Linked DNA regions of Homo sapiens: region 1 is linked to region 2. Evidence: chromatin loops called from intact Hi-C (ENCODE). Cell type or tissue: K562. All regions are shown on one strand. Each heading gives the region's core, and the rest is flanking DNA. Links, peaks and the distances in the headings are about the cores only.

What was found. Peaks named below come from ENCODE experiments on the same cell type or tissue, not always from the same donor. Only the 100,000 strongest peaks of a DNase experiment are listed, where the experiment ranks them.
Region 1: it touches region 2 in a loop (2.3-fold over the local background); 3 of 110 quality-filtered maps call a loop at or near these places.

What each region holds. Positions count from the first base shown.
Region 1 is chr5:1,719,751-1,731,726 of GRCh38, reverse strand. It overlaps LOC105374614 (a long non-coding RNA gene), which reads left to right and starts at 6,343. Exons shown (of 4, transcript XR_925684.3): 1 at 6,343-6,607; 2 at 7,928-8,079; 3 at 8,678-8,844. In K562, for the core only: no CTCF peak of the experiment used is centred there; DNase peaks (open chromatin) are centred at 2,656 and 6,326; H3K4me3 peaks cover 624 bases; H3K27me3 peaks cover 5,883 bases.
Region 2 is chr5:1,666,608-1,678,583 of GRCh38, reverse strand. No RefSeq gene overlaps it. Among named protein-coding and RNA genes, the nearest start is that of MIR4277, 36 kb to the left of the region's middle. In K562, for the core only: no CTCF peak of the experiment used is centred there; a DNase peak (open chromatin) is centred at 5,063; H3K27me3 peaks cover 3,789 bases.

The DNA.
Region 1 (11,976 bases), core at 2,023-10,022, 53 kb before region 2:
GAGCTTGGAGGTTAGAAGCAAGGTGGAGTTGGTTAAGTTAGCTCTCTTTCACTGTCTCAGTCATAATTTTGCAAAAGTGGTCTCACTGGCAGCTGTGCCATGGGAGGAGATGTGTCTGGGGTGGGGCTGACAGGACGGGATGCGGGGAGTTTGGTGGAGCCCCTTGTTTCCCTCTTTCCTTCTACCTGCGGGGAATCTGTGTGTCTGGGGAGGGAGGCGGTGTCCAGCAAGGAACTGAGGGTCACTCATCCTCCTTGAGGACCACCTTGGCCCCTCAAAGCCCTTAGGGGATGGTTTTGGGGGGTACTGAAGCATCTTTCAAAGGACCAAGGCTAGAGTAACACAGGTGGCCTTATAGAACTGGATCTGGGCCAGGCCAGCCCATGGCCCCACGCCCAGCATCCCTGGAGCCTTGATGGAGTCCAGGCTTAGTTTGCATAGGAATCTCATACTCAGTGGTCTCAACCGGGGCTGCAAAGTTCAAGTCCCCTGGGTAGCTTTTAACAATCCCCATGCCCAGGTTGTACTCCAGACCAGTTGATCATGAATCCCTCTGGTGAGACAGCGGCGTCAGTATTTCTAAAGCTTCTCGGGGCGGGGATGGGGTGGGGGGATTCCAAAGTGCCACCGAGTTTGAAAATTAGTGCTGTCCTCTAGAGAAGGTCAATGGCTCTGACTGCGGGTTAGAATCCATCAGAGAACTTTTCAAAACTAGAATGATGCCCTGGGCTGCCCGCTACCCGCCTTGTTCTTCCTCCAGGGGCCCCAAAGTGTCCTTGATTGAACACCCAAACTCATGAAGCACTCCTCCGCTTGGTGACACAGAAATGGGCTTGGAGGTCTCTGAAGGGACGACCACGAGGCTGGATGGTCCGCATCCTCCCTAAAGTCAGCGGCTCCATCCTGCCAGTCACTGAGCAAACACTTCCTCCACAGGTCATTGATTCTTCCAGCCTTCCTTGCGCACCTGCTGCAACCCTGTGGTCCTGCTGTGGGCGGATATCGAGGCAGGGGAAGCTCTGCTCAGCTTCAGGGAATTCAACCCTGGGGGAGACAGGCAGAAAACAGGGAGAAAAAGGAAGGAAGTGCAGGACCCATCGGATCGCACAGGGTCCTGGAGGAAGGGCTGCCTGCCTCCTACCTGATTCTACCTGCCTCTGACCCCCGCCTGCTGGGGAGCACCAGCCCTGTCTGCTGTGGACACAGATGGGCTCCCTTGATGACAAAGTCCCCTCTGTGGTCACCTCCCCTGGGAGGGGCAGCTCTCAGGAACCTCCTGTCCCCACCCTATCTCCCCATCTCTGGCCATCTTCCACACTCCAGTGAGCAGCGTCCCCTGCAGAGAGCATCTGTCTGCACAATGAGGCTTCCCTTCCCCCTGACCTTAGCCTGCTCTGAGCCCACCCTCCTTGCTGGGCCAGCAGGGAGATCCCACTGGATCCCAGGACAGCCATGGTCACAGAGGACACATAGCCCTGAAAAGCAAAATGTGGGGGAAGCAGTTCACCCCACTCTGTGAACATCCATAAAAGCGCCAAGGGAACAGCTAGAGTGAGCCCCAGCCCACGCGCGGGTGCCAGCCTGCCAGGCTCAGGAGCCCTTCGGAGCCGGGGCACCCTCCACCACCCGAGGCCTATGGCATCCCCGTGTCCTGAGGGCGTCTTCTGAGATACCCCTTTCACCTATTGCTCTTAAGCCGCCACGTGCTCCAGCATAGACGCTGTCAACCGCACGTTACATCTGAGCAAACCAACATCAGAGAGGTCAGTTGGCTTGCTCAAGATCGGGACCCAGAAACTCGAACAGGATGCACAACACAGATAGAGTGAGGTCCCGCCTCACTGGAGCTGCCGGCCCTCGCCCGGCCTGGACACACCCGAGGTCCATCGGCAAAGGCCAGCGAGCCCGGCGTCCGAGCTCCGCCAGCCCCTCTGCACACAGGCTGGGTCTGGAGGCAGCGCCTCCGCCCGGGCTGGCCCGGGAGCTCCAGCCACCCACCCTCGCTCACGCGGCACTTGGAGACTCGTTCTGCACCCAGGCCCCGGCGCCTCCTCTAACACAGCCGCGGAATCTTACAGCTCACATCTGTCTTCCCAAGCATTTGTTTTAAGAGAGAGAATGGGAAGGAATAAAAAAAAAGAAGAAGGAGATTCAGGAGATAAAAGGCACACGTGGGTGACAAAGGAGCGGTGACAGTCCAGGTTATTAATGGCCGGTCCATATGCATCCGGGGTAATTAACTATTCACAGGTGAAATTAGCTGATAGGAGTGGCTGTCGCGAGGAAATCGAATGAGCTCCGATTATATCAATAGTTTTCAACCAGTGTCCCTGGTTATCAAACCATCAAATAAATTTGTCCACTCTCTTCCTTTGGGGGAAAAACTTTAATTACCCAGCCCTCGCATATGGCAGGTCATTAATAAAGCCTCGTTATCGGGCCGCAGGTTCGGGAGCTTGACCGTTATCTATCTTTTATCTAAATAAACATTTGGGAAATGTCCTTAAAATTATTATAGATACTTTGCCCCTGCCCCCAACAGAAATTTCTAAATGGAACCGGCTGCATTTCAGCGCGCGGTCCGCGGCGTCCTCCTCGCTCTGCTCCTCCCTCCCGGCCTCCGGCGGGTCTGAGATCCGGAGCCGGCCGCCCCTGCAGTGATGGATCTAGCCGACCTGCACATGCAGATAAGGGCACGCGGGCCGGCGCTCCTTAATGTGCGTTTACTCCGCCTCTGTGTTACCAGCGCTCCCTTTATTTCCACGCCGCATATATCAATGACAAGCAGGAGAATGGAGCAGCCAGTGGTGACACAGAGTGGGCCTGGGCTTGCCTCTCCAAGGTCCCAGAGTCAGAACTCTTTCATTAAAACAAAGAAAGCCTAGCCTGGCCAATATGGCAAAACCCCGTCTCTACTAAAAATACAAAAATTAGCTGGGTGTGGTGGCGCATGCCTGTAATCCCAGCTACTCAGGAGGCCGAGGCAGGCGAATCGCTTGAACCCGGGAGGCGGAGGTTGCAGTGAGCCAAGATCACGCCACTGCGCTCCAGCCTGGGCAAGAGAGTGAGACTCCATCTCAAAAAATAAATAAAAAATAAATAAAACAAAGAATGCTAAAATACCATTTATGACTCCATGTCTAATCAAGTAATGGTTATTCTGGAGAGAATTTCAGGACAGGCCTACTGTGCGTTGTTCTACACGAGTAATAGATTACAGTGTGGTAGGGTCTGTTTCTGGATATTTAGTGTTCTAGGTAGGATTTACGTTCACCAGAGGAGGCAAGGGAAGAAACGGGAGAATCACACCAAGGGCACGTGCCGTCACCTGTCCCCGCGTCAACATCATTCCCTTGTGTGTTCAGCCAGGTGCTACCAAGAGCCCGTGGGGTCACCCCGACTTCCGCTGTAACTGCAGTGTTTCTCCGACCTCAGCACCTGGGCTAGCGCAGAGCACTGCCCAAGAAACACACATTGAATGAATCAAATTGTAAGAAAATCACATTTCATTCTCATTAATAGTGCTTAAAGGAAGAATGTTGGGAACCTGCATGTTGGGTTCATTTTATTTTATTTTTCTTTGCCCCGTTTTCTCCGGTTTCCTGGACTGCTATATGGAGACAAAAGAAATGGAAGGAAAACGTGGTGAGAGGAAATTTTCCAGAGGGAACATTCTCCCAATTTCCAGGCTGCAGAACTTTCAAGTTGAAGGCTCGTCTTTGAGCAGCTGGAGCCACAGGCTCCCACCCAGCGGACGCCCTGGGAGAGCACAGAGCTTTCTCTTGTCTTTTCATTGCGGAAATACTAAAGCTGAAAGCAAGCTCTTGGCTCAGCCGTCACTTCACTCGAAACCAAGATGGGAGGCGGAGTCCGATCCTCATGCACCTGTGAGCAGGGACAGAAACGCCCCCGGGAGAGGTGTGGTCAGACGTCAGCTCTGAGACCACCTGTGCACCCGCCGAGGCAGGTGTGAGGCGGGAGACTTGGAGAAGCAGAGCAGAGGGAACAGTCCAGGCCCAGCAGGCCTAGGCCTGAGAGACGACCGCGGAGGAGGGGCTCCGTCATGGGTTGTTCCCAAGCCCCCGCGTGGGGCCCTCGGTTTCCCTGCTTTGTAAGCAGGCCGTGGGGACTGCAGTCCCCTCTAGGGCTCCCTTGGCAGCTGATGGGTGCTTGGACTGTAAATCACCAACATCAACCATTCAGGCCAAAATGTTAGACGGTACTGGGTATGGTGGAGAGTTCACAATGCATTTCTGAGAGTGATTTTCTTCTTTGTTTTTAACTTAACTTTGGTGGTTTTCTGCTGCCCAACAATTCAGACTATCTTCCGTAGTTATTTCCTGATACTGTAAAGATCCCAGAAGTTAAACGATGACTGCACCAGTGAGACCTGGCACAGGGGAGGGGATCTCACGCAACCTCAGGTCCAGAGTCACCGGGATCTCTGAGATCAAATTCTGAGCACCAGTCAGTCCTCTGTGGCCTGTTGGGTCTCGGCATGGGCATCTCTGCATCTCCTTTGCCTCAAAAGTTTTAGACCCCAAGAGAGGCCCTGGGTCCAGGTCCCCACAACGGGAGGCTCAGCCCCGGCCCTGCGCCACGTGAGGCCCCAGGATGACAGTCACCTCCTCCCTCAGTCCGTTCCCTGATGTGGAGGGTGCAGCGGTTCCCACATCTCGAGCTTGCTGTGAGGAAAACCAGGGGGGATGTGGTGAGGCCTTTATCCTAATACCGACTGTCCTTCTTGTAGGAGTGTTTGGGTTTGAGAGAAAACACAGTTTGTGTGTCCAGAGGATTGCCTTTTCCTTCTATGGCTGCTCACCCCTCACCCCACCCAGCTCAAGCCTGAACACATGCCTGTGTCTACAGGTATCCGCAGGATCTGCCAACCCCAGAACTAGCCGTGAGCATGAGTTAGCAGGGCTGCCCTGGAGAAGCACCGAAGCCAAGGCAGCTGAAATGACAGCAGCTCATCCTCAGCGTGCTGGAGGCTGGTGTCCAAGGTCAAGGGGTGGCCAGGCCGGTTCCTTCCGAGGCCTCTCTTCTGGGCTTGCAGATGGTGTCCTCTCCCTGTGTCCTCACGGGGCCGTCCCTCTGTACATGTCTGTGTCCTTGTCTCCTTATTAAGACACCAGACCTAGCAAATCGGGGCCACCCCAATGACCTCATTTTACCTTAATCATCTCTTTAAAGTTTCTATGTAGAAATGCAGCCACCTTGGGGGCGCTGGGAGTTAGGACGTCAACATATGCATTTGGGAGACACAGTGACCCCATGACAATGAGTAGTTCTGAGCGTGGTGTGTGCAGCCGGCCCCGAGACCGTGCGCCCCAGGAATGCAGTGTTTGCACACAGGTTCCCTCCTCTGGTGCTCCCCTGCTCTGTTGGATGAAGCCGTCAGTCTGACGCAGGTCACAGGCATTGTAAGGCCTCCAGAGCCCTGGGACACAGGCGCAGGCTTTTGTATGCACCGTAGCAGTGTTCTTAAATGTCTTCATGCAGGTCCTCAGGTTCCGGCCCTCCCCACACGCCGCGGCCGGCGGAACGGCGGAGGAGGGCTCAGGCACTAACAGAGTCAGGGTCAGCGCGCTGGTCCTCGGAACCATTCCGGGTGAGTTCAGATGGATTTTCCTCTCCCAGCCAAGGCCAGCTCTAAAGTTGTATGGCTGCGCGATTCCCCAAGAGTGCCTCCTGACGGGCCCTGTCTCCCTCCACCATCCAAACAAACCCGTACGCCTAGGAATTCGCGTGGGCGTGTAGAGGAAGGCAGGGCTCTAGGGGGCGAGGGCGGCCTTCCTCCTTGAACACTCACTCCCTCACCCTCAACCGCGGGAAAGAAATGCAGGGTCCTCGCGTGCTGCTGGGCTGCAGCTCTCAGGTAGGGGCTGGCTTTCTGGAGATGGTGGGCTCTGTCCCTGACGGAGCTGCAATGCCGGTGAGCCTGTCAGGCCCCAAGAAGAGCAAGGCGGGAGGCCCACCTGCCAAGCTTGGGCCAAAGCCAGAAGGAGCCTAAACACCGAAGTGCCATTAACCTCAAATCGGGGGAAGGGCTTCCGACCTTGTGTTCTGTTGGAGATGGAAGCCATGCCCGGGACGCAGGGCTGAGGGCAAGGGGGAAGCCGGGGTATACCAGGAGAGGAGGGGAGGGGAGGGGAGGGGAGAGAGCCTGCTCGGCCTCGTTTATCTTCCATGTGGCAAGGCTGCGTCTCCCACCCACAGTGGACGGCCCTGATGGCCTTGGCCAGCTCAGCTCTCGGTTTCTTGCTGGCGGTTCTGGGAGGAGCTGCAGCAGGCGGGGAAATGCAGCGTCTCAAGATACAGAGGAACCGCCCAGCACAGCCCGAGCCTCGTCCCCGCCCCTGTCCCTCCCAACTTTAGAGGTGGCCTTGCCCTCAGAGAGGAAAATCAACCTGAACTAACCCGGAACGGCGTTGAGGACCAGCAGGCTGACCCTGACTCGGTCTGAACCCGAGCACTCCTCCGCTGCTCTGCCCGCCCGGGCCTGCCGGGAGGGCTGGTGCATGAAGATGTTTAACAACACAGCCGGCGAGCACGCGGGAGCCTGCGCCTGTGTCCCTGGCTCCTGAGGCCGTCCGAGGTCTGTTAGGTAAGCAGATCAGGGAGGAGCTGCCGGGGACCACGCAGACCGGGGACCACGCAGACTTTGCTCCTCCCTCCCCGGCAGCAGGAGGTCCCTCTGAGCGCCGCCCCTGAGGTGTAGAACCCGGTGGGCTGCCTTCCAAGGTCCCTCGGCTGTGGTGCAAATGGGGCATACACAGTGGGGACTCTGCGCCCCAGACAGCTTTCTCAGGCCTTGGGGGACCGGCTCATGATGAGTTTGAGGCTTCTTTTGATCCTTGCTGCCCGTCTGTGAGTAGTAAACCCGCATCATGCAGCTTGTTGTGAGTTTATTCTCTCACTGGGCTCAGGTGTTGCTCACCCTGCTGCCGGGATGCCGTGGGCAGAGCTGCCTCCTCCTGCTTCTAGCGGGTGGCCCAGTGACACTGTGTGCTTCCTCCATGCCGCAGGAGTCCTCCCTGGGCCTGGCAACAGTGAGCCTGCATCACATGCACCTTCTTCAGTCCTGACTCAATCCACACCCCTCAGAGGGGCCTAAGGATAAAGGTGGCCTGTGCATAATTGTCTGCCCACGGCTTTCATGTTGGAGTGACACTGGTGCAGTCACGAGACGGCCAGTGGTGCAGGGTCGGCATGGCCGAGGAGCAGGGCCTGGACAGACCCAGTGGTGCAGGGTCGGCAAGGCCGAGGAGCAGGGCCTGGACAGACCCAGTGGTGCAGGGTGGGCATGGCCGAGGAGCAGGGCCTGGGCAGACCCAGTGGTGCAGGGTGGGCATGGCCGAGGAGCAGGGCCTGGGCAGACCCAGTGGTGCAGGGTGGGCATGGCCGAGGAGCAGGGCCTGGGCAGACCCAGTGGTGCAGGGTGGGCATGGCCGAGTAGCAGGGCCACCGACAGGCCTGGACGGGCCCCGTCCTCACCACTTCTGCAAAGAAGCTCCTCACACAAGCTCATTGGTGGGGTTACTGTGGTTCACACCCAAGCCACACTCTGGTGGCCTCTCTGCCACATTTGGAATTAGCTATGGGTGAGTTACTTAATCAAGCAGGCATTGAACTGGCTTGGGCCTGGCTTAGGCTCACTCTCCTCCAGGGTCTACAGCTGCCCACCGCGGCATCACCAGCCCCATGGCTCCCGAGCCTGCCAAATGTGGCCATTTGAACTAAGGGTGCTAAGGTTCCAAAGATTGTACAAAAAATAAATCAATAAAATAAGAAGAAGAATGTGAAATAGCTCAATAACAACTGCATATTAGTACATGTTGAGTGATCATATTTTGGAGATGATGAGTTAAAAAGGATACATCATTAAAATTAATTTCACCTGTTTCTTCTCACAAACCATGCACAGGTGGCTCGTATTACATTTCTGCAGTGTCAGGCGGGGTCTATAAACCTCTGGATAGAGGAAGGCCTTTCACGCAGTAAAGAGACGCGCTGGGCCTGGTCACCATGGGAGAACCACACTATGCCCGCCAGCCTGGTGCCCAGCAGGCAAACCAGGTGAGCTGTGTGATTCCAACCTGACGCCACCCAGAGGGGGTGTGGGAGGGAGAGACAGGGGAAGAGGGGTGGAAGGAAGGAGGGAGGGAAGGAGAGGGGGAGACAGGGAGAGAGAAGGAGGGAAGGAGAAAGAGGGAGAGGGAGAGGAGGGGAAAGGGAGAGAGGAAGGGAGGAGAAGAGAGAGGAGAGAGAGGGAGTGAGGAAAAGAGAAAGGAGGAGGGAGAGAGAGACAGAGGAAGAGACAGAGGCAGGGAGGGAGAGAGGGAGGAAGGGAGGGAGGGAGGGAGAGGGAAGGCGAGGCTGGACAGAACTCCTCCAGTCACCAGCACGAGTTTCCCAAACATTCTGTTTCCTTCCTCTAGTTCTGATGGGCCTAGCGCAGTGTGCCATTGGGAGGGGGCAAGGAACACAGGTGTATGTCACTTTATCTTAACATAATTCTCTAGGGGGTAAGTTAAAATGGGAGGGGAAAAGGCAGAGATGAGGGGAGCCACCGGCACCCTGTCCAGGGGATCTGAGCTGCACGTCTGTCCAGGGCTGAGCCCCACGGGACCCGGGAAGGGCCTGCTCTTTTGAGATGAGACACTCATCCCATTAGGTGGTAACGAGACCAACATGGACTTCCCTCCATGTGGCATGTCAGCAAAACGTGAAGAAATGAAGACTTGGATTTGAGGTGTCTGTGGCGGAGGACGTTGGCGTGACTGTTGAAGGCCAGTGCCTGCGTGGCACGTGTGTGGTCCTGCCTCGCACTTCTGATGCTAGGTGAGCAATGAGGGATTTACTTACATATGAGCACAGGTGGCTTAATCACTCCCAGAACATCTTAATTCAAAAAGAAAATGGTGGGGGGAGGGAGAGCATTGGGAGATATACCTAATGCTAGATGACGAGTTAGTGGGTGCAGCACACCAGCATGGCACATGTATACATAGGTAACTAACCTGCACATTGTGCACATGTACCCTAAAACTTAAAGTATAATAATAATAAATAAAATAAAATAAAAATAAAAAAAATAAAAGGCAGTTTCTGCCTAAACCAATAAACAAACTTAATACAAGAGATGCCAATTAGGTTAAAGTTATAAAGGTTCTAAAAGGTTAAAGTTAGAAAGGCTCATCCAATATAAGTCATTTAAAAACAGCAAATAAGTAAAGAATTACAAAACCAGGACATAAAAGTTGGTAAAAATTAGTGTCAAAAGAGTTAGAATAAAAGTTGATTAAGCATGATATAAAGTTTCAATAATAAAAACTACCAATATTCAATTTAAATGGAACCATAAAAATGGATATTAGAAATGTGAAATTTTCTATTACTATAGGATCTTTCATGTTATCGAGAACTGAATCAAGCACAACTAAAAATCAGTTTTTACTCTCAAAAAAAAAAAAAAAAAAAAGAAAATGGCAGCTAAGTATAGGACTCACACCTATAATCCCAGCACTTTGGGAGGCCAAGATGGGAGGATTACTTGAGCCTAGGAGTTCCCTGCTAGACTGGGAAACATAGTGAGACCTCATCTCTACAAAAAATTTGGAAATTAGCCAGTAAGTATTCTGCAAATAGATTCCTTTAAAATTAAAAATATAAAGATAAAAAAGTCTGCTGGATGTGGTGGTACACACCTGTAGTCTCAGCTACTTGGGAGGCTGAGGCAGGAGGCTGTCTTGAGCTCAGGGTATTGAGGCTGCAGTGAGCCACAATTGCACCAATGCATTACAGCCTGAGCAACGTAGCAAGACCCTGTCTCAAAAAAGAGAGAGAGAAAAAACGGTTAATGTTGTGGACAGGTAGGCAAGGGCACAGGTGATCCTCTGAGGGTACTGCCCTTTGAGACATAGTGGCAGCCACACAGGTAGGCAAGGGCACAGGTGGTCCTCTGAGGGTACTGCCCTTTGGAACATAGTGGCAGCCGCAGCTGCACACCCATGCAAGGCTGTGGCACAGGCTGTGTGTGCATTTCTAATAACGACAAACAGAAATAAACCCCAGTCTCTTGCCCTTTGAATACAGCTCTTTTTGGTTAGAGGGAACTATTTCCACTCTTTCTATAATTCCATCTTCCTAATAATGCTTCTTATGTTAATCAATTTGACTTAAAATTACAGTGGCTTGTGAGCCTGGAGTGGGCACAGTTCTGCTCCAGGCTTTACCTGCTCTCCCTGGCAGTTACATGTTGACACGGAAGGATCTGCTATGTTCTCAAGCAAACCATTTCTTATTTTGCAATTATAACTGCCCTACTCACTGCATGTTGTCTTTGGTGGTTCTATAATTAAAGAGCAGAGAATTTTTCTTCCCCTCGCTGCACAAGGTGAAAAATGTTAGTTATTTTCAGAGACCCAGCTGCTACAAGCATTAAAAATTACTTAAAACATAAATGTATGGCATTGTGATCACAATGGATTGTGTTGTTGTAAATGAATTACCCTGTAAATTGCTGTTTAAAATTAAAATATAGCTTATGAGGAATGGCAGGAAAGTAATACAGAAGGAAGTATGGTTTCATATAATTGTCTCCAAAAGCCTGTCCCTGACAGAAGTGATGGCAAAGGAAGTGCCAGAAGCAGCTACCCCCGCCTGGCAAAGTTAAAGTCTGCTGGCCCCCGCGACATGCTTCTTTCCTTGTATCTCCCTGAAGACCTCCCCGCCTCCCACAGGTCCTGAGCCTGTATTGAGGGTCTGCACTGTGCTTGCTCCAAGGTGGCTAGCAGGTGCATAAAGATGAGTGAGCACTGCCCTCCCTCAGACAGCGTGGGGCTCATGGGGAGCCAGGCACCGTGCAGACAGGCAGGAGGAAGGGGCCGTGGTGAAGATGTCTCGGGGTCTTATTTGGGCAGCCGAGGTGGAAGCGGTAATATGCCAGTACACACGAAAGAGATGATTGGTTGATTTAACTTGACTGATTGATCTATGCCAGCAGATTGTTGAAACTCACAGGAATTTAGAAGCTTGGCGTTGGGAGGAGCCTCTGGGAGGTGAAATGCCCCCGCCAGCTTTCTCAAGCACTCGCGGGAGACGGTAGTCTGTTCTCTACTTGGACGCTTCCAGAGGTGGAAAATTTGCCACTTTGTGACACATCCACTGCCCGTGGGGGCAAATTCAAGCCTTCTCCCAACCCAACAACCCGAAGGTCATGTATTCGATTTGGATATGTTAACTTGGAAATCCCTGGTGACTCCCAAGAGAAGGCTCACAGCAAGTGGAGGAGGCAGGAGCTGACGGAAGCTACTGGCCATGCTCAGAATGGCCTTGGCACATGGGGACCAGGGGAATCACAGGAACAAGTTTGACTCTCATGGAGGGCTTTTATAAAATGGGGGTTTGATTTAAAAGGCAATGCAGCATGTTTGGAGGGTTGTGAGCAATGGAGTAAACTAATGCTGGAAGTATTTAAGAAGATTAATTTATCAAAAGGAGGATGAACTGGAGAGAGAGAGACAGTGGCCTCCCAGGCACTCCCACGGATCCTGACTCTCACGTTCAATAGAGACCTGGAGGTAATCTTTTCCACCATTAGATAAGCGAAGGGCTCCACACAAGATTCCTACCAAGAGCCTGCACAGATGCTCCAGCTGCAGTGGCCTCCCCCTGATCTGAGCATCACTTGCTGGCCACCTAGGCATTCTCCAGCCCAAACACCCCAGCGTCTTGTCCTCCTTTGACAGCATCTCCTGGTCCTTCTGTATCCTGCCACATCCTGCTCCTGCTGCTTCATCACACATCGGTCCAGAAGTTTAGATGTAATCATAGAAAAAAAATTCATTAATTTATTTCCACATTCCTCTGATATCTATATGGCAGCTCATCAATGTCAGGTGTTACATGAGGCACCAAAGGTGCTGAGGAAAACAAGCAGTTCTTGCTCAAAAGAAGTCTCAGCTGAATGGA
Region 2 (11,976 bases), core at 1,436-9,435:
AACAGAACAGAGACCCCAGAAATAAATCCACATATTTTCACCCAATGATTTTTGACAAAGGTGCCAAGAACATATATTGGGGAAAGAACGCTCTCTTCAATAAATGGTGCTGGGAAAACTGGATATATGTAAGCAAAAGAATGAAATTAGAACCATATATCTCACCATATACAAAACTCAACTCAAAATGGGTTACAGACTTAAGTGTTGGACCTGAAACTATAAAACTACTAGAAGAAAACATAGAGGAAATGCTCTGGAACATTGGTCTAGGCAAAGATTGTGTGGCTAAAACCTCAAAAGCACAGGCAACAAAGCCAAAACAGACAAATAGGACTATTTTCAACTAAAAAAGCTTGCTCCCAGCGAAGGAAACTATCAACAAAGTGAAGAGACAACCTGCTGAATGGAAGAAAATATTTGCCAACTATTCACGCAACAATGGATTAATATCCAGAATATACAAGGAGCTCAAACAACTCAACAGCAAAAATAATAATTTTGTTTAAAAGTGGACAAAGTATCTGAATAGACATTTCTCAAAGGAAAACACACAAATGGCCAATGGGTATGTGAAAAAATTCTCAACATCACTAATCATCAGGGAAATGCACACCAAAACCACCATGAGATATCATTGTATCCCCGTTAGAATGGTTATTATCAAAAAGACAAAAGATGACTGCGCATGGTGGCTCATGCCTGTAATCCCAGCACTTTGGGAGGCTGAGGTGAGCAGATCACATGAGGTCAGTAGTTTGAGACCAGCCTGACCAACATGGTGAAACACTGTCTTTACTAAAAATACAAAAATTAGCTGGGCTTGGTGACACACTCCTGTAATCCCAGCTACTCAGGAGGCTGAAGCAAGAGAATCGCTTGAATCCGGGAGGTGGAGGTTGCAGTGAGCCAAGATCATGCCACTGCATTTCAGCCTGGGCAACAGAGTGAGACCCTGTCTCAAAAAAGAAAAAAAAAAAAGACAAAAGATAGCAAATGCTGGTGAGGATGTTGAGAAAAGGGAACTCACACACTGTTGATAAGAATGTAAATTAGTGCAGCCACCCTACTACTGGGTATTTATCCAAAGGAAAGAAAATCAGTATATGAAAGGGATATCTGCACCCCTATGTTTACTGCAGCAGCAACACTATTCACAATAGCAAAGATATGGAATTACACCAAGTATCTATTAGCAGATGAATGGATAAAGAAAAGGTGGTATATACACACAATGGAATACTATTCCACCATAAAAAATGAAATCCTGCCATTCATGGCAACATGGATAGAACTGGAGGTCACTGTGTTTAGTGAAATAAGCCAGACAGAAAGGAATATTACATGTTCTCACCCATATGTGGGAGCTGAAACAGTGGCTCTCATGGAGATTGACAGCGGAATGATAGTCACCAAGGCTGGGAAAGATTGGCAGGGTGAATGAAGAGTGGGAGGTTAATGAGCACAAAAACACACAGTCAGAAGAAATAAGTTCTAGTGTCTGATAGCACAGTGGGGTGACTATAGTTAACACAATATGTTGCATTTTTCAAAATAGCTAGAAGAGAAGATTTAAAATGTTCCCAATTCAAAGAAATGATAAATGTTTGACGTGATGGATATTCTGAACCCTGACTTGATCATTACATATTCTATGCATGCATCAAAATAGCACATGCCCCATAAACAGGTATTAATATCATGCATCAATTAAAAACATTTTTTTAAATCAGCATTTCAGGTTGGAATTCCATTGTCTTCTGTCTTACATTGTTTTTGATGGGAAGTCAGTCATTATTTCTGTCTTTGTTATTCTGTATGTAATATGTTTGCCTACCCTGGACTACCTCTAAGATTATTATTTTTATAATTCATTGTCAGTAATTTGATTAAAATGGGCCTTGGTGTGATTTTCTTTGTTCTTTGAGTTTCTTTATCCATGGGTATATATCTTCTCCAAATCCAGAGAAATTTCAGGCATTATTTCTTCAAATATTTTCTGCTCTCTCCCTTTTTCTTGTATTCTCACTACACACGTTAGGCCTCTTGATATTAGCCCACAAGCCAAAGAAAATCTGATCTTTTTTCAGCCTTTTAAAAAAGTTTTGTTCCTTCTGTTTGGATGATTTCTATTGATCAGTCTTCAAGTTCATGTTTCTTCTGCAGTTTCTAGTCTGCTCTTAAGCCCATTAGGTAACTTTTTATTTCATATAGAAGGTCTCTAACTCATGGTGGTTTAACTTGATTTTTGAACATTACGATGGTGTAAAAATGGTATATAATCAGTAGAAACCGGACTTTGAGTGCTTAAGCAACCCTTCTCTTTTTTGGCTTTTAGTACAGTATTCAATAAATTACATGAGATATTCAAGACTTTATTATAAACTAGGCTTTGTGCTAGATGATTTTAGGCTAATGTAAGTGCTCTGAACACATTTAAGGTAGGCTAGGCTAAGCTATTATATTTGGTGGTTAGGTGTATTTACTGCATTTTTTATTTACAATATTTTCAACTTACAATGAAGTGGCATCTGTATTTGTTTTTCACCTCTGTAATATTATTTCTTTATATTTATATTAGTATTATTTATACTTATTGTAAAGAAATAGTATTTTGTTTTTCATCTCTGTAATACTATTTCTTCATATAGTTTTTTTCCTGTTCATTATGTGCAATTTTCCTTAAGTTCTTGGATCTACTTCTATTTTATTTTTGAGACAGAGTTTCGCTCTTGTTGTCCAGGCTGGAGTGCAATGGCACAATCTCGGCTCACCACAACCTCTGCCTCCCAGGTTTAAGTGATCCTCCTGCCTCAGCCTCCTGAATAGCCGGGATTATAGGCATGCACCACCATGCCTGGGTAATTTTGTATTTTTAGTAGAGACAGGGTTTCTCCATGTTGGTCAGGCTGGTCTCGAACTCCCAACCTCAGGTGATTGCCCACCTCGGCCTCCCAAAGTGTTGGGATTACAGGCATGAGGCACCGCGCCCAGCCTCTTGGACCTATTTCTAACTGCTATTTTCAATTTCTTATCTGCTATTTTAATCATCTTTGTCATTTCTGGATCTTTTTCTCCATGGACTGGGTCAAGTTTCCCTGATCTTTTGCATGCCTAATAATTTTTATCGGGTGATGTGCATTGTGACTATTACGCTGCTGAGTGGCTGCATCTCACTGCCTTCCTTTAGTACACGTTGAGGACATTTCCCCCAGAAGGAAGTGAATTTCCTCGTGGTCCAGGTGCTTTCTTTGAAGGTTGATTTAGGCTTTATAGAGTTGGAGATAGATTAGCCTTCACCCTAGATCTGGTTTGGCCCTGATACTAAGGTATGCCTTTTCTGGGATCTTTACTAAAAGTCCTAGGCATTCAACAAAGTATTTCTACCCTGCCTGGTCAGAACTTGAATTTGTCCCAGCCCTGTGCCACCTCTGATAGTTGTTCCTTGTCCCACCTTAGCAACATTTCTTTGTCAACAGAAATAGCAAAGGTGGTGGAATTAGCAGGGAAGCACTTTTAAAAAGCTCTTATGAATATGTTCAAGGATTCAAAGCAAACTGAACACGATTAATCTTTATTTTTGCTGATTCCTATTTAGGATTTTCTCAGACTTTGTTGTTTTAAAGCTTCATTTTGATGTGTCTAAGGATGGATTTCCTCTTGTCTAAATGTTTCTTGCGATAATTGGGATTCTTAAATGTCTGTATTGGTGTCTCTAAAAATTTCTGCACATCATTTCTTCACATGTTTTATCTGCCTCGTTTTCTCTTAGCCCTTCTTTCATTAGACAAATCTGTTATTTCCTAAATCCTCCTGGGAAAGTTACCTCTTCTTCTATAGTGTCCTTTTAAAATATTTCTGTTTGGGGAATATTTTTAGCTGATTTTACAATTTGCCAATTCTCTTCTCTGTTGTGTTAATTTTCTGTTACACCCATCTATTGAGGTTTTTTGCTATTTTTTAACATTTTATTTCTGGAAATTCTACTTAATTATTTTGCAAATTATCTATTTTTAAAAAATTTTCCTGATTCCTGCAGATATTTTTAAGACTATTCTTAATTTTTTATTTTATAATCCATGTTTAATACTTGCAATTTCTGGATTCCTTAAGGGCCTGTATTTAGGAAGTCTTAGTTGTACAAAGCTGTGTGTTTCTAGGTTACTCAGAATACAAAGAGAGTGGAGGTGGCTGGGCACGGTGGCTCATGCCTGTAATCCCAGCATTTTGGGAGGTCAAGGCAGGTGGATCACCTGAGGTCAGGAGCTCGAGACCAGCCTGGCCAACATGGTGAAACCCCATCTCTACTAAAAATACAAAAATTAGCCAAGCATGCTGGCACACGCCTGTAATCCCAGCTACTAGGGGGTGCTGAGGCAGGAGGATCGCATGAACCTGGGAGGCAGAGGTTGCAGTGAGCTGAGATCGTGCCACTGCACTCCAGCCTGGGCAACAGAGGGAGACTCCATCTCAAAAAAAAAAAAAAAAAAAAAAGAGAGAGAGAGAGTGGAGACAGGGCGGGGCACAGGGGCTCACATCTGTAATCCTAGAATTTGGGAGGCTGAAATGGGAGGATCACTTGAGCCCAGGAGTTCAAGACCAGCCTGGGCGAGACGAGCCTTAGTGAGACCCTGTCTCTACAAAAAAAATAAAAAAAAAAAAACCAGTCAGGCATGGTGGCATGTGCCTGTAGTACTAGTTACTTGGGAGGCTGAGGCAGGAGGATTGCTTGAGCCCGGGAGATGGAGGCTGCAGTGAGCTGTGATTGCACCACTGCACTCCAGCCCAGGCCACAGAACAAGTCCCTGTCTCAAAAAACAAACATATATATATATATATATATAGTGAGAGTGGGATTGAAAAAGGACTTTATTTCTCTAGAGAGTTCAAAAGTATTTCATAAAAGGGGATATTTCTGTTAAATTCATAATTCATTTTTTAACTTTGATGTCCACAAACTCCTTGTATGTTAGAAACTTTACTTTGTCTTTTGTGGATGAGGAAGCTGAGGTCTGGGTGAGATAACGTCTTGCTCGGTTCTCCCAGTGGCGAGGCCTGGACTCACTCCAGCTGCTCTGATTACAGTTGGATGACGTTTAGGACACAGGCTAAGAGACATGAGACGGCCGCCCGAAGGTGAGAGGGCGCCAAACAAGCGTGCGAAAAGGAAGAGCTGCTGGGAATACCCGAGCTTGAGACCAAGAAACTCACACGGGCTTCCCTGCATGTCACCAGAGGGTGGCACGGAAGTGTCAGGACAGGTGGGGAGATGGATTAGGACGGGAGGCCGAGGAGTGGCAGAAGACAGGACAAATCGGCCTGCATGCTCCTCCCCGGCCCTTCATGCTCCTTACCGCCTTCCGTGCTCCTCACCACCTTCCATGTCCCTTCCCAGCCCTCCATGTCCCTCCCCGGCCTTCCGTGTCCCTCACCAGCCTTGTGTGTCCCTCCCCGGCCTTTAAAGTTTGCAGGGGCTGCCGCCTGCTGCTCGCCTCAAGCCACGGTATGTCACAGTGACTGAGTGATGAAAAACACCTCTCAGAAAAGTGAAATACCATTTCCTCATCTCAGTATGTTTTGCTCAGAATTTGAGGAATTCACACCTAAACTTCTTGTTCTCGCATACTTGAATGTTTAAAAAAAGAGAACCACGTTGGTTTCTGTGTGAACATTTATAAGATATGCCCCAAATCCCAAACATTTATCTGAAAAATAAACCTCGAACTCTTTATCATAGCGTAGCCCTCCCTCCCCGTTTGGCGGATGCCACCCCCACCTCAAGACCCACTGCATACATCACACACACAGCGGCTATGACTCCTCCTGCCCCGGGGGTCCCTGCACCTCGGGCAGCCCTGAGCTCTTAGCCCACTGAGAGACCACTCAGCACCACACCCCGCGCTCTCCCCGACACCTCTATACCCATCACTCCCCTCCACCAGGCACCTGGCGGCAAGGGAGGGATTTACATCCTTCTTAGGTGCTCTGAGTGAGTTCTGCAAGCTGTCCAAGGCCCTGGGGAAGAAGGCAGATGCAGATGCAAGCTGGCTCCCCGAGTGTGGATGCACATCAGGCCCGGGCTAGGCGCTCGCATTAATGACCTTCGCAGCACCAGGAAAGGCAGGCATTCCGGGCTGGGCATTTCGTGTCATATTCTCAAGGTCAAGCAGCTATTAGATGGCAGAACCCGAATTTTAATCCTGGTGCGTCTGACCACCCCAAAACACCAGACTCTTTGCAATCTACTATGTTGTTTTAAAAAAATAAATTACTTTTCAGTGATGGTGAATGAGCTAATAAAAATTACACTGCGTGGCAAAGGGCAGTGATGGTTCCTTACTCACCCCCGTGGGGCCGACTACTTTGTTCCCTCAACCCCCGGATAATGTTGACTTGTGCTGATGCTGTCAGATTTCCTATGGTCAGTCCTTTTTTGGAAAAACAAGGCTCCCCTGTAACCAAAAGAAAAGTTGACATGTCCCCGGGGCCTGCAGTTATGGGTGGGGCTTGAACGTCACCCGAGTCTAAGCAGCTCTCTGCCCGTGAAGCTGGGGGTGGCACAGCCCCTCTGCCCCTGAGCGACCCCACGCACACCCCTAATCTCCACTCCTCGCTCACAGACGTCATGTCAGCAGCTTGAAATGAGCCAGGGTGGGGGTATTAACACCACGGAAGTCAGCGCACACTGCAGATCAGGGCTGTCTTCCCCAGACATAGAGCTTCCCAATATTTACAATCACGCCACGGGAGTACACTAGGAAAAATATGTTGAGAGCCCGGGTGATCTTCCTCATGCATTGGAAATATAAAATTAAATCAAATTTAAAAACTAGAGGGTCAACATTTGACAACGGTTCATACATGAAAGCATAAGAATAAAACTACTATAAAGTAAATTTTAGTGACAAGTTTTTTTAGTGGCGATAATACGTACGAGTCCTTTTTAATGCTTTAACATGGGGATTGATGCCACCGTCACAGGGCAGCCACGCCCCTCGCCCGAGACTCTGGGAGTTGCTCTGCAACAGCACTTGGGAGGCCTGGGGTGCCTCCCATGGACACAGCACCATCCGTTTTCAAGCGATCACTTTAAGAGAAGCGCCATGAATGAAATCCATCAGCCACCCTAAGTTTCTCCAGCATATGGCTGGCTCATGAAAACAGAAATGCCCTCCAACTTCAACCTATGAGGCCTTGAGCCTGTTTGGGCAGGAGCTGGTGCTTCTGGTGCTGCGGCCAGATGCTGTGCCTGGTACCTCAAGCATGAAATCAAGAAAACTCTTCCAGCTCAGGTTTATGACATTACTGGTCAATGTCACAGAGGAATACAAAGCTTCTCTATCTTTCCTAACCACGCAGTCCATGCTTGGGCAATTCACTGAACAATGGCGATGAAACACCCTCATCTCTATCTCTGCACGCCAAACACAGAATTCTCTCTTGGCCCCCTTACAGGGCTGATGTATGAGCCAAACCTGGCCCAAGGAGGAGTCCCAAAAGGTTGCAGAAGAGCCGATTATCCACCCCATGATACCCACATTCCCACCCGCCTTCCATCTCTCAGGAATCAGGAATCAGAAGGGGTCTACTTTTCCCAGAAAACCTTTATTGCTTCTACCTGGGTACTTTCACTGGTCCCAGGAAGGGAGAACACATTCAGGTAGGATTAAGTTCTACTGTTTCCAAATTTGGAAAGGAAAGTTCTTTTGTCCTCCAACATTTGGGAAGGAGAAGTGATGCTTAAAAGAGAGCCCCTCAATGGAGTATCTCAAGGCTCTTCAAACAGGTGACTTCGTCTTATGAATAAATTATGGAAACTCCTTCTTCTTCCAGAGTTAGCAATGTTACAATTAATTATGTACCTGATGACAATGGATTTGGAAATATGGAAACGTGTCATGAATGTCTCAATGTGTGATCAAGACTTTTCTGTAAGTAGCTGAGTCACCATCACCAGAACCTCTTCCTCTTGCAAATGAGCCTTCAGCTGCAGACTAGACTCCCAGGATGGTGGGCAGGTCAGCTGATGGGGTGAGTGCATGTGCATGTGGGAGCCACACACGTGTGTGACTAACTGCATTTGGCACTATTTATTGTCTGTGCTTCTTTTCCTTTGTAAGAGCATTAAAAATTGACCACAGTATGTCATCATCCCAACTCTCCTTAAGAAGCTTCACTTTTCTTTCATGCTGCTAGCCTGCTGTAAGCATTTGTCTTGCTTTTAGATATTACCTAAGATAATAGAATTCCAAAGTAGACACCTACATTCTCAGCTTTTGAACTTTCCCTGTGACTTATGTGTCCTGAGCACAAGGCCATCTTTATATTGCGATGAACAGAATCTGGCTGAAGATTTCTATACACTGTCTCCTTCCCACTCCGTGCAGTGCACATCTGTGCTTGGCAAGCCTGCAATGCTCACAGCCCCTGCTTGAGGGTGGAAAGCTTCAAACACCCAGGGAGTCCTGTGCCTGAGCCAGCTTTGCTCGTCCAGGTCCAAGGTAGACAAGTGGGGTTTAGGGGTGAATGGGGGGTGGGCCCTGCTCATCACCTTCCTCAAGCTGAGAGTGCTGATGGACAGGGCCTCCACAGTACTCAGCCCTTACCCTTCACCCTTATCCTCAGCTTTACACAATGGACGTGACAAGGCAAACCCTGGCCTGAGGAAAGGGGGTCCACACTCTGTCCTGTTTCCAGGCCTGGGAACCCCCGGCTCTCTGTGTGCTGTGGAAAGGGCTGGAGGGAGCCGGTGTGCAGCTGCTGGGCTTCTGCAGATGTGCGTCCTCAGAGCTTGGTGCCCCCGGCTTTCTTTGCCGTGCCGTTCTCTGTGGCACAAGTCTTCTTTTTAGCTGAAGCCTCCTTCTGTAGACCCCAGGCCCCTCCCTGTCCTCTCCTCTGAGAGGTATGGCACTTGACTAGGCAGCCAAGAAATCCTGATGCTGGCAGGGTCCACGGGAACAGGCTGGGCAGGACCATGGTCAGGGGTCTGTCTTAGACACAGCCCTTACCAGATAGCTGAGGCCCTACAGAGGCGTAGAGGGCCAGGGAAGTCACTGCCCTACTGCCACATACCCAGGATGCATGGTTCACCATGCCCCCAGCTCTGGCACTCACACAAGCCCACAAGTTCAGGGTCCCAGCTCTCTTGCACAAACCCTGTCCCCACCCTGCTGGCTCATCATGCCTCAGATACACATGAGCCTCAGATTCATGTGGCCAGATCTTAGCCTCCTTCATCACCAGGTCTGCTGGCTGCATGCTGTGAACCCCAAAATTCTGAGACAGGTCTCAATTTAGAAAGTTTATTTTGCCAAGGTTGAGGCTGCGCAGCTGTGACAGCCTCAGGAGGTCCTGCCGACATGTACCCAAGGTGGTCAGAGCACAGCTTGGTTTTATATATTTTAGGGAGATATGGGACATCAATCAGCATGTGTAAGATGAACATTGGTTTGGTCTGGAAACGTGGGACAATTCAAAGCAAAGGCGGGACAACTCGAGGAAGGGCTTCCAGGTCAAAGGTAGGTAAGAGACAGATGGCTGCGTTCTTTTGAGCTTGTGATGAGCCTCTCCAAAGGAGGCAATCAGATCTGCATTCATCTCAGTGAGCAGGGGGAGACTTTGAATAGAAAGGGAGGCAGGTTTGCTCTAAGCAGTTCCCAACTTGACTCTTCCCTTTAGCTTAGTGATGTGGGGACCCCAGACTTATTTTCCTTTCACAATGCCCACAGCACCCATCCAGGAAGACACCTCATCATAGAGAGGGGTTCAACGTGGAGCTGGGGACACTGGTGGGGACGTGGGAGCCTCGACATTTCCTCCACAGCTGCTCACTGCCCTCGACAAGCTTGGGTCTCTGCACACAGCTCTAACCCGCAGAACACGCTGCGGGATTCCTGTGTCCCACGGTCCCCAGCGCTGGCCCTCCTCTCCCGAGGCCAACAGCGACCTTCCAGCTTTCGGAGCTTGTTGCCGCTCTGCTGTCTTCACTGGCTAGACACCCCCACACTCTCTTCCCTGTCAAGGCCACCCTCTCCTGCGGGCGGGGCTCCGTGAGTCACACTCTCACCCCCTCCCCCAACACAGCCGCAGCACGCAGCCCCCACACCTGCCAGCCCCCACGCCTCCCTGCACACCTGCTCTCTCTCAGGCAGGAGAGCTCACTGCACCTGCAAGGTAGGCAGAGGCCAGGCTGGGGAGGACACACCTAGCCCTGTCCTGCCCTCGCCCCCAGGGTGGCCAGAAAGACTGCAGAAGGTCCCCGCAGGCAGATGTGAGCACTGCGGGTTATTCCAGGCACTGCCCCAACCCCTACTGAAAAGCCCATTTTCACCACAACCCCAGGCTGGGCCACAACCCCCCGGATCACCCACGGCCGCGAGAAACCTGCAGAGCGCCCTGCAGACAGGGCAAAAGGGAACCCAGGCCCCAAGGGGGACTTCAGGCCTCCAAACCCAGAGATTTCTCTGCAAGCTCGTGCCCTTGAGGGCTGGGGGTGGGGAGCCCAGCGCCAGGCCTGGCCGCGCAAATGCTGGGGGACAGGAGCCTCCAGGGCCGGGGAGAATACCCGCCTGTCCAGGGTACAGAAGTGGAGGTCAGGGGAGAACCTGGAGGTGGGAACGCGGAGTTCCATCCGGGGCGAGACCCCTCTCCCAGCGCAGGATGAGGGGGAAATTCTGCCATAGACTCCCGGGACACCTCTCCCGAGCCCGGGGCACAGCGGAATCCCTGGCTTGGCCCTACGCCCCCTGCGATCTCCACGGCGGCTGAGAGTTGGAGCAAAAGCCCAGAAGCGAGGCGGGAGGGCGAGGCCAGCGTACACGCGGGACCCCCACTGAGGCTCGGTCGGGCCCACTGCCGTCCCGGGGTCACCGCCGCCTCTTCCCAGCGCCCCTGAACCGCTTTGACGGACGCGTTGGCTGCATCTACCGCCCACGAGGCTGCCCGGAGGGAGAACGCGCGCCCCCGCCCCGCGCGCCCCCTTCCTGCGCGCCCCCGCCCCGCGCGCCCCCTTCCTGCGCCCCCCCCAGGCTCGGGGGGGGTCTCCTATCTCCGCCCGCACCTCCGGGAGCCGCTCGGACCCTCAGACCCAAAGGCCTCGCTTCCCCGGCGGCGCCCGCGGTCCTGCAGGGGCCGGAGCCGAGACCCCGAAGTCCGCGGCTGCAGTCCCCGGTTCCCAGGGCAACGGCGCCACCGCTCGGCGGGCGCGGAGACTGCACCGCTGGGGCGAGACCCGCGGGGAGGGGAGGAGGGGAGGAGGGGAGGGGAGGAGGGAGGACGAGAGGGGGGGAGGGGGGAGGAGGGGAGGGCGGCGCCGCGGGGAGGCCAGGAGTCCGCACTTAGTCGGGGAAGAGCGCGAGAGAGAAGTGTCTGTCCCAGGCCTGGGTTGGGGCGCAGGAGGAGGGCGGGAGACGCAGCCCCGGGGCCACCGCCTGCCGCCTGCGGAGCGCCCTTTAGAGGCCCGGGAGCCCAGGGACCATTTAGTTCCCGCCGCCCGCCCCTTCCCTGCAGCCGCTGGAGTTGAGCTGGAAGGTGCTGCCTTCTAGGAGGTGCCACAGGCAGGCAAGAGACACGGGATCCCCCTGTCTCAACCAGTCCGGGCTGGACGGGGACACCCTCTGCCCCTGCCCCACCCTGCCTACCCCTGCTCTATAAAGAGTTCCCCTTAGGACAAGATTGTCCAACCCACCGCTGGGGCAGCATGCGGCCCAGGATGGCTCTGAATGCGGCCCAACACAAATTCGCAAACTTTCTTAAAACATTATGAGATTTTTTTCAGCAAGAAAAACACAAACAATTCCATCAACAAGTGGGGTAAGGACATGAATGGACAATTTTCAAAAGAAGATATACACATGGCCAAAAAGCATATGGAAAAATGCTCAACGTCACTAATGATCAGGGACATGCAAATCAAAACCACAATGTGATACTGCCTCACTCCTGCTAAAATTGCCATAATCCAAAAAATCAAAAAAT